2 separate regions of the Mus musculus genome follow, and region 2 is linked to region 1. Evidence: chromatin loops called from intact Hi-C (ENCODE). Cell type or tissue: heart. All regions are shown on one strand. Links, peaks and the distances in the headings refer to the core of each region. The heading gives the core; the rest is flanking DNA.

Region 1 (2,917 bases), core at 111-2,610:
GATTCTGAATTTCTCTTACCCTCAATTAATAGTCTTACAAAGGAGGTAGAACACAATATTATAGCTGCTACTATATTCAATTGGCTGCAATTTGAGACATATGCATTTGTATTCATGTTCACACACATCTCTACCCATTTGTCTTAGGCTATTTTCTGAAACTATCACAGGGTACATGAAAGTAGATAATTTATAAAGACCTGGGATGTATTTCTTACAGCTTTGAAGCCTAGAAACTCCAAGGTTAAGGAGCCTCAAGCTAGTCAGAGCTTTTTACTGTTCATCTCACTGCATAAGGTAGAAGAAAAGGAATGGTCTCATGAGGGAGAAATCGGGAAGAGCCCAGCTTGTTCTTATTTCCATACCTGCAATAATGGTGGACTTTCATGATAACACTATTGATCCATTTATGAGAGAAATTGTGACCTGGTTACCTCTGAATGACTCCTCACTTCAAGAATGTTCCCTTAGGATTAGGTTTTCAATACCTGAGCACTGGGAGAGGACACATTTAGTACTCTTAGCACCACCTTAGAAGGAATAAATTTAGGCACAAAACTAAACACATTCTCTCAATTTGACTTGGTTTATTTGGAGCACCAACTTCTGTTCAAGGTTTATGTATTTAATGTATTCTCTACAAGGTCAAGATATAGAATGATAGATTTTAGCCACAATTTTTTGAAGAAAAGGAAGAAAGGAAATAATTGCATGTCACATTTCAGCTGTCAAGTGTCTTCAGTGTGATGGAGCCATGCCAGTGAACTTCAAAGGACAAGCAAACAAACTTCTTCCTACGTGTCTGTTCAGCAAACCAGTGCAAGCTCACAATATTACCAAACCTGAAGGGATACTTTATTCAGATACCTTCATTCAGTGTTTACCATAGTCATTCATTTTTTTTAAAGAATTGCAAACTATAGCCAAATAATCAGCAAATGGATGTAGCAGCGAGAGAACAAGACAAGCATTTGAAGCCATAGTTTTAAACAGTCATAACCTATGTTTGAGTGTCAGAATGTTAACAAGACCTTCAGTTCCATGAGACATTTTTTTTTAAAATAAAAAGACAGACAAATCTTTGACATTTCATTTCTCTCTCTTCTGTGCTTTCAGGACCCAGATCTATGAAAGGCAAAGAATAACAATGCATTTAATGGAAAAGCCACTTTTCTTTTTTTGCTTTGCATATGAAAGCTTATCCAAGAATACTGGATGTATATTTGAGGCTGGGGGTGAAAAGAACAGCTCGTGTCACACTTTTTGAAGTGTTCCAAATGCTAAATCACCCTCAAACACTCTTTGATGTGACTTGGCTCGGAAATTCCCCCACTTTTGCCACACTCAGTTGCTTCTTTCCACTCTGTGAGCAACTCAGTCAGCTCTTCTCAGGGCCTGCGGGAACGGAGAGGAAGAAATTGACTTTTCCATAAGTCAAACTGCCACCTGCTAAGGATACTGCCCCTCTCTTTAACTCTGGACAGAATTAACTTCCTGGTTACTTCCCCGGGCTCAAATGGAAACAGTAACTAAACTGAGAGGCCTAACAGCTCCAGTATTGTAGGTTTCCAGGACAGAACAGAAAGAGGACATGAAAGTAAATAACTGCTTTCTCAGCCAGCAGGGAAGTGGACTGAGTCCAAATCTCACAACGCTTCTGGCATCTGGACCACTTATATAACTCTCATGAGAACAATGGCTATTGTCAAGTCTCAACTACGCAGGACAGCTCAACATCTCTCCTTTTCTTCCTTCATTTTTTTTTAAAATAAACTCTCTGTTGGTCACACTAAAACTGGGACATCATTTCTAAATCTTGTCCCTCACTGAGACTGTAAAAACAGACTATAGTCTGCTGTATCCAAGTCTCCCTGAGGGGACAAGAAGACTCCCCCAGGGGAAAGATATACCCCCCGGGCCCACAATACCTTCCTATGGGCATTGGTTTTTCCTGTACCGTAAAGTCTTCTAATCAGCATGTTAGGTTTCCTTTTTCTTTCTTTCATATTTATTTTCTGAAGAACTCAGTGACATTGTAATTGAGATTTCCAATGGGCATAAATATTTTAATGAAATATGTCAAGTCACAATTCATTTGTGTTGCTCCATTCATTATAACAGTGTCATTGTATCTCCTTTTGAAATCTGAGTAGCAAAATCTCTAAGACACAGCAATGACCCACAAAGGTATACAATGGATTCATAGCAGCACTTCTACTCATGGCATGCACAACTAAATTATTTCATAATTGAAAGATGGATTCCAAAGAAATGCCTGATTTTCAGTTTTGAGTAATTGTGTGGCTACTACAGATAGTGTGGCTGGAAAACTGTCTAATGAAACTCCAGGCTTCGTGCAGTCGCTATCACCTCCCAAGTAAACCAGTTGTCTGGAATGTAAATATTTACTTCTAATGTGTTTGGGGAGCATACAAAGTTGCCTGACACTACCTATTCAGCAAATACACAGTTGAGATAATGTAAGTTTCAGAACGGCATCTATCCAATAAATTCAAGAATCTGACTCAGAATCAGTGTCAACAGACCCTTTTAAACCCATATTTATTGCAAGGAGCTGTGCTAAGAAATGGAAATGCAAAGAGTCATATAATATAAGCTTGCCATAAAAGAGTTTATAATCTAATTGGGGGCATCAATCTCACACAAAATTACAGCATCCATGGTGTTAGGGAATATATGAGTGAGGAAACCAATAAATTCAGTATGATCTCATTGGAAAGCCCAGGAAATGAAAACACACAGCACCAATATCCTCAGTGAGAACACAGGTGGAGATGCACATGTCTGTGGCACATGTGAGTTCAGTGGCTTCTGGTTTCATGGAAACTAAAATTTTGAAAATGTTAGCTACGAATATGCTGCAGAGGACTCGTTCCATGTGAAAACACTCAAGCTT
Region 2 (2,917 bases), core at 278-2,777, 210 kb after region 1:
CGAAGAAGAGAAAGCGTTCCTTCTTCCAATGTCTTTATGTAGTCTCCAGCAGAAGGTATAGCCCAGATTAAAGGTGTATGCCATCACATCTTTAATCCCATATGACCTTGAACTTGGAGATCTCCCTGTCTTAATCTTCTGGAATCCATGGCCACTATGCCTCAAGATCTCCATACCAAAATCCAGGTCAGAAACTTCTATCTCCCAGCCTCCAGATTAGGGTTACTGGTGAGCCTTCCAATTCTGGATTGTAATTCATTCCAGATATAGGCAAGTTGACAACCAGGAATAGCCACTACAGGTTCTTTAACTTATACCCTTTATTACTGCAACTATGGTTACAGTCGGATCTGGGGTGTCCACACCCCGACCATGACAACACACTGATGCTATTGGAAAGTAGAACTTCTCTTAAGAAGTAAAGCCTAGAGTGAAGTCTTTAAGTTATGTGAGGACATGTTCTCAAAGGAGCTAACTGGGACCCAACTCCTACTGTCCTTTTGCCGAAACCTTTAGGTGAGTGATTTTGTCATGTGTTTCCTGCTGTGCAGGCCCAAAACAATATGGGACAGTCTTGTCTGGGCTGAAACCCCTGAAGCAAAGGAAAGTGTCTTCTTTGTAAGTTGATTGGCTCATGTATTTGTTATAGTGCAGAGAGCTGACTAACACAAGCATCAACTCCTCTGCTTGAAATAGCAACAAGCTGAGAGAGATCAGATGTCTGCGAAGCTTTGGGGAGGGATGGAAGTGTTATGGTCAGCACCGCACCATCCAGCAAAATAAAATAAAAACCATAGCAACACTCTCATGAATTCTTGACTTCCTCTTTAGAGCTAGGATTTCCCCCAAGCCAGTCCCCAGCCACCTCCTAATTACTGTTTTAGTCACAAAGGTATTTTGGTCCTTTTTCTCATTCTTAGGCTTCCCAAGCCTTCTTCTAAAGCCTGTTTCTTATAGCCAAATGTCTCATCTATTCCAAAGGGGGGAGAGGGGGAGAATCCGCCACATTCTCAGGATTCAGTAGAGTCTAGTGTCCGCTGGGATTTAAATTACAAATTGCTTCCATTATATATACAGAGCAGTCGGGTACAATAGACTCTTAAGGGGCTTTCTGTCTCTAAAGGTTTCCACTCTCTGTTAAGACTTTCCATACCCGTGGGAAGGTTGAACAATAGCCATATCTAAACCATGTGACTTCCCTCAACCTCCCTCACAGTTGACAGGTCCTCAAGGGAATCCCTGATCCAAGTTGGAACAATCTGATTTCCTGTCCCAGGAACATGAATCAGGAGCTTGACACTAGAGTCTGCAATTAGAATCACGTTATGGCTTGCATCTGAACTCCTGCCACATGGGTCCCTGGCGGTGTGTCTTCCAACCTCCCCAGCACTAGAATGTCCGACTCTTCTCCGTACTCAGACAATACTCAACTCCTTTCACTGCTGAAGCTAGGAAGCTCCAGTACATTTTACTTAAAACGTCCATAGTGAAGAGAGACTTTGGGAGACGTCACAAAGAAAGCCATGCAGATTCTCAGGGCAGGACACTTAACAACTTCTTCATAATGCCCAGGTTAGTGTGTGTCCTCTGACCAAGGAGCTAGCCAGCCATGGTTGCCAGAAAATGAAACAACTGTTAATTCTCTTATATCTGGATGGATTCATTTTATATGGCAATCCAGGGAACACTGAATAGGAAAATCACAGACACGAAGGCTTGAAGTTACTTTAAGGGCACCAGCAATGAATTCCAGGACTAGGTCATCATTGCAGAACAGCTGTGGATGGATCCTAGATCCTAGAACTCCTACACAACCATAATCTGGATTAAGAAGTTGGGGTAGCTGTCTCTTGTGAGACTATGCCGGGGCCTAGCAAACACAGAAGTGGATGCTCACAGTCAGCTATTGGATGGATCACAGGGCTCCCAATGGAGGAGCTAGAGAAAGTACCCAAGGAGCTAAAGAGATCTGCAACCCTATAGGTGGAACAACAATATGAACTACCCAGTACCCCCCAGAGCTCGTGTCTCTAGCTGCATATGTATCAGAAGATGGCCTAGTCGGCCATCAGTGGTAAGAGAGGCCCATTGGTCCTGTAAACTTTATCTGCCTCAGTACAAGGCCAAGAAGTGGGAGTGGGTGGGTGGGGGGAGCGTGGGGGGTACTTTTGGGTTAGCATTGGAAATGTAAATGAAATAAATACCTAATTAAAAAAAAAAAGAAGTTGGGGTAGAAGGTTGCCTAAAAGTTGTTTTCCATATATATATATATCCCATTTCCCAGATGCTGCCATTTCCAGGAATAACAATGGCGTGCTGCTGCCTGACAGATGTGACCTATTGCAGAGGAAGCCAGCTGTGTGAAGAGGCTGCTTCCTCTGCCATTCCCCCCTCCCGCGCTCTTGAACTCCAAAGTGAAACGCATAAATAATGTGGTCTTAACATTTAAAGACACACTCTTCTTCTGACTCCAGAAGGTGATGAGCAGTCTACCCGCTTGGCTTTCCTTTTATTATTTGCACTAAAAATTAAATCTAAAGTGGAAAGCCCCCTGCCTCTATTCTGCAGCTTGGTGAAAACAGGATAAAATACAGCTGCAGATTCTCTCAGCCCAGCCATGGCGTCTTCCTCCCTCCTTATCAGCACTTCTACACTCCGCTCCGAAGAGTCCACTTCTCTTCTTTATCTCTATAGGAATCAGAAGGCAATAGTTCAAATTGCAGAGAGGCTCCAGGATTAAAGATCGTCTTCCATTTTGTAGCCAAGAAGCCTTTGTTTTGTTTTATTTCTTTAATGAGAGACTGGACAAAGCAAAGCGGTTGGGGGGAGCTGGAATCACAGCACTACTTAAGCTGTGATATCTAATTTCAAACTTTGCCCTTAACAGCTCATTACGTCAGCTGTCATCTCTTTTTTT

What was found. Peaks named below come from ENCODE experiments on the same cell type or tissue, not always from the same donor. Only the 100,000 strongest peaks of a DNase experiment are listed, where the experiment ranks them.
Region 2: a loop joins it to region 1, with 2.4 times the contacts of the local background. A loop is called at or near these places in 1 of 42 quality-filtered maps.

The regions. Positions count from the first base shown.
Region 1 is chr3:78,690,058-78,692,974 of GRCm38, forward strand. No RefSeq gene overlaps it. Among named protein-coding and RNA genes, the nearest start is that of Gm36341, 100 kb to the right of the region's middle. In heart, for the core only: no CTCF peak of the experiment used is centred there; a DNase peak (open chromatin) is centred at 1,644.
Region 2 is chr3:78,898,843-78,901,759 of GRCm38, forward strand. No RefSeq gene overlaps it. Among named protein-coding and RNA genes, the nearest start is that of Gm38542, 36 kb to the right of the region's middle. In heart, for the core only: a CTCF peak has its summit at 1,367; a DNase peak (open chromatin) is centred at 1,289; H3K4me3 peaks cover 444 bases; H3K27ac peaks cover 400 bases.